Regions from separate parts of the Homo sapiens genome. Here region 1 is linked to region 2. A link is an interaction called in ENCODE POLR2A ChIA-PET data of the cell type or tissue named here. Cell type or tissue: PC-9. All regions are shown on one strand. Links, peaks and the distances in the headings refer to the core of each region. The heading gives the core; the rest is flanking DNA.

Region 1 (5,429 bases), core at 215-5,214, 87 kb before region 2:
AAGAAGCATATCACTGAAAGTTCCCTTTTTTAATGGTATAATGGTTGGGTATGTCTTACACAGAGTTATTTATGAATATTTCCGCTGACCAGTTGTGTGACTTAACACAAATCAGTGGACTTCTCTGTTTCCTTATCTGTGAAACAAGGTTGGATGAATGGTGCTGTAAGGCCTCTTTCGTATCTCATCTATGATTCTCTGACTTGACTGCAAGTTTGCTCATTTCCTTCATTCCCTTTTGGTACCTCAATCATTAAGACGTGAGACTAGTTGAAAAAAATTAACCACCACTCCAACAAAAAATGCAAAACAACTGAAGTTTCAATGTGACCAGATGTAACAAGTTTCTAACTCTTCCTCATATGCTTTCTGTTATGCTATCAGTCCTGAAGTTAGTCCTTTAAAGATGAAATCATGTTCAGTTGAAAGGTTTTCTGGTTACTCTAGGTATTTCCACAACTAGGGATCCCCAAACAAAATACCAAGATATGGGAAAGCTGAAGAAGTGAAGGGAGAGAACTTAAGGTAGCTTTTCAATTGCGTGGTGTGATAAAAGCCTCTCTGGGGTTAAGTGAAAGGATGCCTGGAAGAAAGGCTGAACCTGGCCCGGGTGCAGTGGCTCACATCTGTAATCCCAGCACTTTGGGAGGCCAAGGCGGGCAGATTGCCTGAGGTAAGGAGTTCAAGACCAGCCTGGCAACATGGTGAAACCCTGTCTCTACTAAAAATACAAAAAATTAGCTGGATGTGGTGGTGGGTGCCTATAATCCCAGTTACTCGGGAGGCTCAGGCAGGAGAATCCCTTGAACCCAGGAGGCGGAGGTTGCAGTGAGCCGAGATCATGCTACACCACTGCACTCCAGCCTGGGCAACAGACAGAGACTCCGTCTCAAAAAAAAAAAAAAAAGAAAGACTGAACCTCCACTTACCCGTGGCTTTTCAAATACAAACATGTAGCAAGAGCTGAGGGGCAAAGTCAGAGGCCAATGTGGATCAATGAAAACAGATTAGGCAAGGATACAGACTGGTACCAACAACCCCAGTGGCAGTCTGGGGATTTCCACATTTCTTCCTAATTGCACCTCGGCTTTCTTTCGCAGATCCAGCCAGCTATGATATGAGGCGTCTGTGGTTAAGCCTTACAATTCTTCATCTAAGCTTAGAGGGCTGCTCTGCAATAAGCGATAGGATGATCTTAGCTATGGCCCACACACTACTGTAACTCTTTGTCTACTTGACTAGGAACGCCTTGAAGGCAGCAGTTGGTTTTTAATCATTTCTGTATTTGTGAACCTGGCAAAGTGTCTGGCTTTCAGTAAATACCTGATAAATGTTTCTGTGACTGATTGAATCAAAGAATAAATGAACAAAGTAGGCTGCTATTTTCTCAAAAGCTCTATTTTTGTGGGGAAGTTACAATGCCCTATGCATTTCCTTTCTCTTTCCCTCCCTCCCTCCTCCCTGCCTTCCTTCCTTCCTCTCTCCCTCCCTCCTCCCTGCCTTCCTTCCTTCCTCTCTCCCTCCCTCCTTCCCTCCCTCTTTCCTTTCCCTCCCTCCCTCCCCCTTTCCTTTTCTTTCCCTTTCCCTCCCTCCTCCCCTCCGTCCTTCCCTTCCTTCTTTCCTTTCTTCCTTCCTTCCTTAAGCTGTAGCTACAGGTGATTCCATCAGTGCTAACTAACAGAGCAGAATCATAGAACTTCAGCCATGGAAGGGAGAGCAGACTGAGCAAAGCTGGACTGTACATTGGCTTGTACAGCATCTAACTTCAATATCTGGAGGATGGAATTTTTCTGGAAGGAATGGCTAGAAATTTAAAAGAGAAAGAAAAAAGTGGGTGGAATCAAAATGGTCAAAAACATTAAGAATAAACGTGTTTCTGTTTCAAAGCAAACAAAATAAAACAAAACAGAAAGCAGTTCTCACATGCTCCATTTCTTTCTTTCTTTTTTTTGAATTCTTGAGAGGGAGCCTTGCTCTGTCACCCAGGTTGGAAAGAAGTGGTGCAATCTTGGCTCACTGCAACCTCCGCCTCCCCGGTTCAGGTGATTCTCCTGCCTCATCCACCCGAGTAGCTGGGATTACAGATGCCCATTATGCCCAGCTAATTTCTTTTTTTTTTTTTTTTTGAGATGGAGTTTTGCTCTTGTCACCTAGGCTGGAGTGCAATGGTGCGATCTCGGCCTACTGCAACCTCCGCCTCCCAGGTACAAGCAATTCTCCTGCCTCAGCTTCCTGAGTAGGTGGGATTATAGGTATGAGCCACCACACCCGGCTAATTTTTGTATTTTTAGTAGAGATGGGGTTTCACCACGTTGGCCAGGCTGATCTTGAACTCCTGACCTCAAGCGATCCCCCCACCTCGGCCTCCCAAAGTCTTTTTTTTCTTTTTTTTTTGAGATGGAGTCTCACTCTGTTGCCCCGGTTGGAGTGCACTGGTGCAATCTCGGCTCCCTGCAACCTCCGCCTCCCAAGTTCAAGTAATTCTCCTGCCTCAGCCTCCTGAATAGCTGGGATTAGAGGCACCCACCACCACATCCAGCTAATTTTTTATTTTTTTGGTAGTAGAGATGGGGTTTCGCCATGTTGGCCAGGCTGTTTTTGAACTCCTGACCTCAGGTGATCGAACTGCCTTGGCCTCCCAAAGTGCTGGGATTATAGACATGAGCCACCACGCCTGGCCTAATTTTTGCATTTTTAGTAAAGACAGGGTTTCACCATATTGGCCAGGCTGGTCTTGAACTCCTGACCTCAAGCGATCCGCCCACCTTGGCCTCCCAAAGTGTGCTGGGATTATAGGCGTGAGCCACCACACCCGGCCACATGCCCCATTTCTCATTTCATAGACTTCCATGACATTGCTAAGCATGTCCCTTAGAGACTACTGCAGAGTAGCTGAAAGAGCACAGGGAAGTCAGTAGTCAGGAAACTTGGATATGAATTTTGTTTCTGTCACCTTTGTGACTGCCCCAAATTACACGTTAAATGAGTGAACATGGATAAGACATTTCAGTCGCTCTCAGTCTCCATTTTCTCATTTATAATGTAGGCATCAAGCTTTTGGCATAAGGACCAATTAAGATAATTCATGTTAAAAGATTTTGTGAAATATATACCCCATACAAATGTTAGATTTCTTCCTAAATGTTTTATATGTTTGATGCTATTGTGAATGGAAATATTTTCTTAATTTATGGGCTTCTCTTTTACAGGGATGTACATGTGTGGGAATACAAACATGAGGGGCCTATTCGGAATCAAGCTGACTGAATCCTAACACTGAAATTCAGTACAGGCTGGAACTTGATTTTACACCTCCTAAAGATTAAACTAGTCAAATACAGCCTTCTAAAACATTACAGTGATCTTTCTGATAGTAGTGTTCCAGAACTTCTAATGCACTTGCTGAGTGTAATTAAGACTTGTGAGAGGAAAAAAGAACAAGGCAAGTTACCTAATATAGCAAGTATTTTGCACTGTGCATGCTTTCAGAACATATTGCATAAGATCGTCTTTTTAAAAAACAAGTTTCCCTGAACCAAAAGAGAACTGACAGTTTTTTGAGCACTTATGTGCTACAATATGCCACGAACCCACCAAGTTACCTTATTTCATCCTCACAAATCAAGTGTTAAATAAGTTACCTAAAGTTGCATGGACAGTCAACTTTGGAGCCAGATTCCAACCTAGGTCTGTCTGGCTCAAAGGTGCTACACCATACCAGAGAGTCTGAACCAAAGCATTTAGAAAAGCTAACATTTGCAATTCCCACAGCCTTGAAGATACTTCTTTCGGTCTTTTGCTTGTAATTCAAGGTCACAGTTCAATTACACATGGATGTTTCCAGAAAGAATTATTGCCAGTGCAGGGAACCAAGGTTAGAAAGAGACTAACTTTTCACTATAAAGTTTTTTGTCCTTAAATTTGTACCATGTGCAAATATGATCTTTTTTAAACACAGAAAGGGAGAGTGAAAGGGAAGGAAAGATTGGTTCCTGGACTTGCTCTGCCACTCCCCAGCTGTATGATTTGGAACAAGTCACTTCACAAAATCTTTTGGATTTTATTTTCTTTACTACAAAATGAGTGGTTAATCTGTCAAAACTCATAGACTATACAACTCCAACAGTGAATCCCAATGTAAACTACGGACTTTGGATGATACTGAGGCATTAAGGTGGGCTCATCAATTGTAACAAATATACCAGGCTGTCTGGAGATAGATATATGGGAACTCCCTGTACTTTCCACTTAATTTTTCTGTGAACCTAAAACTGCTCTTAAAAAATAAAGTCTATTGGTGGGCGTGGTGGCTCACGCCTGTAATCCCAGCACTTTGGGAGGCTGAGGCGGGTGGATCACTTGAGGTCAGGAGTTCGAGAACAACCCAGCCAACATAGCGAAGACCTACTTCTGCTAAAAATACAAAAATTAGCCGGGCATGGTGGCACATGCCTGTAATCCCAGGTGTAATCCCAGCTACTCAGAGGCTGAGGCAGGAGAACCACTTGAACCTAGGAGGCAGAGGCTGCAATAAGCTGAGATTGCGCCACTGCACTCCAGCCTGGGCGACAGAGCGAAACTCCGGCTCAAAAAATAATAATAATAAATAAAGTCTATTTAAAAAGTGAGAGGTTACACTTATTTCTGAAGTTCCTTCCAGTTCTAAGATTCTATTATTCTAATTTACTCTGCAAATCTAATTAAAAATTCAGAAAGAGGAGTCAAATATCCAATCTGACAGAATAGCTGTAATTAGAAATTCATTAAGATTAGATGGAGAAAAGACTTGGATAATTAAAGGCAAAATTCCCTGAATCTGGAAACAGAGAGATAAAATGGAAATGAGAATGGAGGAAATAAACTACTTAAGTGCCTCCCAGTTTTTCCTACCCTAACATTTCTTCTGCTTTTAGGAAGAGTGTCAGGCAAGTAATGTGAAGTATACTAAAAGGAAACGTTTTCCCCATTTCAGAATCTAGCCAATCCTCTTACGAGCAAAAAATGTCCAAATAAAAAGGCATTATAACTCTCTTACATTGTCCTACCCAGAACCAGTCTCTGTGCAACCTAGGCCTCCCTTCACCTCTCTAGGCAAAGAATACACTATTAATCCTTCTCATACCAGGGAGGGCAAAGAATTTAAGCATTCTAGGGATTGGGCCCCAGGCATTCAGAGCAGAAGGAGAGAATGGAGAACCACTGGACTAAAAGTGTTTTGAGCCGTGTATCCCCTTTATGTCTCAGATAATTTTACCAGATAGAAGGTACATATATAGAAGTGAGAATCATTTATGCAGATGAAGTACACGTGGCTATGCTAGGTTTTCAATTCAATTCACCTAGCACCTATGAATGCACCTACATGTGGAGAACTTTCCTCCTGGCCCCCCAGAGCCATCAGAACCACCTGCTCTACTCCCTGCTGGAGT
Region 2 (5,331 bases), core at 312-5,311:
ACGTGCCAAAACCCTGCCTCTACTAAAAATACAAAAATTAGCCGGGCATGGTGGCACACACGGGGTCCCAACTACTTGGGAGGCTGAGGCGTGAGAATTGCTTGAACCCGGGAGGCAGAGGTTGCAGTGAGCTGAGATCATGCCACTGCACTCCAGCCTGGATGACAGAGAGAGATTCTGTCTCAAAAATAAATAAATAAATAAATAAATAAATAAATAAATAAATAAATATACAAAAATTAGCCAGGCATGGTGGCATGTGCCTGTAATTCAAGCTACTCAGGAGGCTGAGGCAAGAAAATAGCTTGAATCTGGGAGGCAGAAGTTGTAGTGAGCCGAGATTGTGTCACTGCACTCCAACCTGGGAAACAGAGCGAGACTCTGTCTCAAAAACAAAAACAAAAACCAATCCCAGAAAAACCACTGTATCCTAAGCCTTAAAACAGCCACCTTGGCCAGGCCTGGTGGCTCATGCCTGTAATCCCAGCAGGCTTTTTCCTTTGGGAGGCTGAGGCGGGTGGATCACCTGAGGTGAGCTCAAGACCAGCCTGGCCAACATGGTGAAATCCTGTTTCTACTAATAATACAAAAATTAGCTGGGTGTGGTGGTGCACACCTGTAATCCCAGCTACTCAGAAGGCTGAGGCAGAAGAATTGCTTGAACCCAGGAGGTGGAGGTTGCAGTGAGCTGAGATTGTGCCATTGCACTCTAGCCTGGGTGACAAGAGTGAAACTGCATCTCAAAAAAGAAACAAAAACAAACAAACAAAACAACAACAAAAACTGGCCACCTTGCACAGCCATGGTGAGCACATGGGCACTGATGGATGAATGCAAACCCAGTTATCACAATGAAAGGAAAGGAACATGCATGCCTTGCTGACACCAGGACTGTGGAATATTTTCAGAGAATGAATAATGATGAACACTGTGCTGGCAAAACATCACACTAACATTTTCATGTGTTAAATGAAAGGGAGTCATGCCTGAAAACACTGCACGTGGAAGTGATCCCTCAGAAAAATAGGATACCAGGTGGGGCACGGTGGCTCACGCCTATAATCCCAGCACTTTGGGAGGCCAAGGCAGGTGGACTGCTTGAGGTCAGGAGTTCAAGACCAGCCTGGCCAACATGGTAAAACCCCATCTGTACTAAAAACACAAAAGGAAGGGAAATGGAAGAAGAAGAAAAGAAAAGTAAAAAGAAAAGAAAGGAAGGATGCCAGACTGAGAAAACTCACCCAAATAAGATGAAAGGACTAGAGACTAAGATCTATTCTTACACAAATTTAGAGATTTTGAGCCTGCGCAACAAAGTGAAACCCTATCTCTACAAAAAAAAAAAAAAAAAAAAAAATTAGCTGGGCATGGTGGTGCACCCTGTGGTCCCAGCTACATGGAAGATTGAGGCAGGAGGATTGCTTGAGCCTGGGAGGTCAAGGCTGCAGTGAGCTGTGTTCCCACCACTGCACTCCAGCCTGGGTGACAGAGCAAGACTCTGTCTCCAAAAAAAAAAAAAAAAAAAAAAAGATTTTGTTACCTGGATATGTTGTTTTTTAAAAAAGTTAAAAATTAATCAATATATAATGAAAGCGAGGTAAGACTGCCATCTAATTACAGTACCACCTGGTTCCAGAAGGATCCTTTGAACTATAGAGACAAACCAAGGTGAATCTCAAACCAGCTGAGGCATAATCTGCTACCTACCACCCAATATCCACTCTTTGTTTCTGATTAAAAACAAAATAAAAACCTATCTCTCCAATATATATCTCAATTTTGTAATTCTGGAATATACATTCCAGAAATGTATTCATATGAAAGACTACATTCCCTACACTGCATGTGCAGCTAGATGTGGTCATGAGGCTAAATTTTGGCCAGTGTTTCTCAAGTGTTGCTTGTGGAGAATTCCACAAAGGTTTCTTAAAAGGCAGATAGGGCCGGGCGCAGTGGCTCACACCTGTAATCCCAGCACTTTAGGAGGCCGAGGCAGGTGGATCACAAGGTCAGGAGATCGAGACCATCCTGGCTAACACGGTGAAACCCCGTCTCTACTAAAAATACAAAAAATAAGCCAGGCGTGGTGGCGGATGCCTGTAGTCTCAGCTACTCAGGAGGCTGAGGCAGGAGAATGGCATGAATCCGGGAGGTGGAGCTTGCAGTGAGCTGAGATCGCGCCACTGCACTCCAGCCTGGGTGACAGAGCGAGACTCCATCTCAAAAAAAAAAAAAAAAAAAAAAAAAAAAAGGCAGACAGATAACTAAGTAATGAATTTTTATGCTTCTCCTTTCTCCTTCTTATTGCTTAGAATAAAGACATGATTAAAAAAATAAAAAAAGACATGATGACTGGAGCTCCAGCCGCCATCTGGGATCACGAGGTCTCCTTGAGGATGAGGTCATGTGCTGAGGATGGCGGAGCAAAAAGGAAAGGGGGAACCTGGGCTCTTGATGACTATCAAGTCTCCATACTGGGCACAGCTTACCCTAGGGCTTCCTTAACTTGAGGAATAAACCACGACATAAACCACGACAATTGGAGATTTATATAACATGCACTTGAACCCAATCATGATACAGCAGACATGGAGGCAGAAACAAAGTTCAAGAGATGTGGAAGAAAAGTTGAAGACCCAAGCTCAAAACTGTCCCTGCAGCCGGGCTCAGTGGCTCAAACCTATAATCCCAGCACTTTGGGAGGCTGAGGTGGGCAGATCACTTGAGGTCAGGAGTTCGAGACCAGCCTGGCCAACATGATGAAACCCATCTCTACTAAAATCCAAAAATCAGCCAGGCATGGTGATGGGCTCCTGTATTCCCAGCTACTTGAGAGGCTGAGGCAGAAGAATTGTTTGAACCCAGGAGGCAGACGTTGCCGTGAGCCGAAATTGCACCACTGCCCTCCAGCCTGGGAGACAGAGCAAGAATCTGTCTCTAAAAAAATAAAACTGTCTCTGGATCATAAGAGGCTTCCACACACAGCTGCCTGGCAAGGACTCACTGTGCTGAGTTTTTTTCACATGAATGATGGGGACCCTTGGAGACTTTGAGTCAAGGAGCTAAGTTAATATGGTCCTATAGTATTAGATTCCTCATTTTTCTGGTCTAATTACACCAGGGAGAAAAATCAGATCGGGAGGACCATTAAGTTCCAAGAATATCAAGAGTCTTCAGCGAGAAAAGAAGATGCCAATCTTACTGGCCCTGGCACTTACAACATATTCCACACGTCCAAAGCAGTAAGCAGGACACAACCAGAATATCCCCCAGAGAGACATTTCGGTAGGAAGCACCACGGGAGCACTTGAGAAACTGGCTTCGAATAACAACCCCTAGAAACATTCCTGCCAAGAACCCAGGCAGACATCCATCCATCCTTCCATTCATGGCCAATTCATCTGTTTGTCTGTTCCTGGTATGGGCCAGACCTAAGGCCAGGCACTGCAAATACAATGGGGAAGGGTCTTGTGGAGGTTATAGTCTAATGGGGTAAGAGCTGCCCACTGGTTCTTCTCCTTCTTCACCAAGGCTCTTCTTACTGGAAGCACAAAAAGCAAAATGATCAGAGAATCCAGCTCTTGGCCAGGCGCAGTGGCTCACTCCTGTAATTCCAGCACTTTGGGAGGCTGAGGCAGGCAGATCATTTGAGGTCAGGAATTCGAGACCAGCCTGGCCAACATGGTGAAACCCTGCCTCTACTAAAAATACAAAAATTAGCCGGGTATGGTGGCGGGCGCCTGTAATCCCAGCTACTCAGGAGGTGGAGGCAGGAGGATCACTTGAACTGGGGAGGTGGAGGTTGCTGTGAGTCACGCCACTGCACTCCAGCCTGAGCCACAGAGTGAGACTACGTCTTAAAAAAAAAAGAGAGAGAGAGAGAAGAATCCAGCTCTCATTCATTCTTCTTCCCCCAAGAGGGGAGTGGTAAAGACAGCTAACAATGACTAAGTATGCCTTGCGTATTTTTAGCATTTCACATGTATTAATTAATTCCATCCTCACTGTTATCTCCATTTTACAGATAAGGAAGCTCAAGCATAGACAGGTGACGTAATTCCTCCAACATTACCCAAGTAGTAAATAGCACGGCTGAGATTCAGTCCCAGACGGTGTTCAGGCCTTTACCACTCTTCTACACTACCCGATCCCCACACCCCAAAAACTCCAGCAAGAATTATTCAGTTAGGCCAAGAGCCCTCAACTTGGGCTGATTTGTCCCCCCAGGGGCCATGGGCAACATGTGGAGATACTTTGGGTTGTCATAACTGGTGGAAGTGCTACTGGTGTCTAACCAGTTAAGGCCAGGGATGCTTGCTAAACATCCTACACAGTGCACAGGACAACCCCTACAACACAAAATCATCCAGCCCAAAATGTCAACGGTACCAAGGCTGAGAAACCTGGATTAGACAGCGCACTAAAACAACAGCGAACTTCTCAGAAAAATGCCAACATACCTGATGGGGCGGGGGGCGGTGGTGGTGCCCCACTGTATTCAGCGTGACTTTGGTGGAAAACTTTCTGTAGGTGGAGTCCCAGGCGTAGACCAAGAAATGGATCTGTGGGTTATGAAACCGTAGAGGCCTTTTGACTGTAATCACACCATCTGTGCCCACTTTGAATCGGGTGTCGAGGGAAAAATAGGCTGTCCTTTGTCGACCGGTGCAATCTTCAAAATTCACTGCAGGGCAGAAATCACAGAGATTAGGAAATTGGACAGATTAAAGACAAGAGCATTCCTTCTCCAAAGAGCGAACTTGTGGGAAGACTCCCACAAAACCAAACACAACCAAAACAAACCATAATCTGGTGACAGAACAACAAAGCTATCACCATAATGTTCTTCACAACTACAGGATGACTTCCTTGTGCTCTGATTTCTTTCTCATCTTCTTGTCAATTGAAAATATTATCTTGTCTAGAAAGTAACTTCTCGACTGGGCACAGTGTCTCATGCCTGTAACCCCAGCATTTTGGGAGGCCAAGGTGGGCAGATCACTTGAGGTCAGGAGCTTGAGACCAGCCTGGCCAACATGATGAAACCCTGTCTCTACTAAAAATACAAAAAAAAATTAGCCAGGTTTAGTGGCAGGCGCCTGTAATTGCAGCCACTTGGGAGGCTGAGGCAGGAGAATCTCTTGAACCTGTAAGGTGGAGGTTGCAGTGAGCTGAGATTGCGCCACTGCACTCCAGCCTGGGCAACAGAGCGAGACTCCATCTCAAAAAATAAATAAATAAAAGTAACTAAAACTTTAAAAAGTATTAATACTCTAAAACTGGAGAAGCTGTGGTTGAAGCATCTACACTATACATTAGAATCTCAAAGGA

What was found. ChIA-PET counts read pairs that join two places held together with the same protein. Peaks named below come from ENCODE experiments on the same cell type or tissue, not always from the same donor. Only the 100,000 strongest peaks of a DNase experiment are listed, where the experiment ranks them.
Region 1: POLR2A ChIA-PET joins it to region 2 with 9 read pairs; 2 of 35 experiments call an interaction of 5 or more read pairs at or near these places.

What each region holds. Positions count from the first base shown.
Region 1 is chr16:68,887,990-68,893,418 of GRCh38, reverse strand. All of the region lies in intron 7 of TANGO6 (transport and golgi organization 6 homolog), which reads right to left. Among named protein-coding and RNA genes, the nearest start is that of TANGO6, 47 kb to the right of the region's middle. In PC-9, for the core only: no CTCF peak of the experiment used is centred there; no DNase peak of the experiment used is centred there.
Region 2 is chr16:68,801,023-68,806,353 of GRCh38, reverse strand. CDH1 (cadherin 1) reads right to left here. Exons shown (of 16, transcript NM_004360.5): 3 at 4,461-4,684. Among named protein-coding and RNA genes, the nearest start is that of TANGO6, 40 kb to the left of the region's middle. In PC-9, for the core only: no CTCF peak of the experiment used is centred there; no DNase peak of the experiment used is centred there; H3K27ac peaks cover 1,296 bases.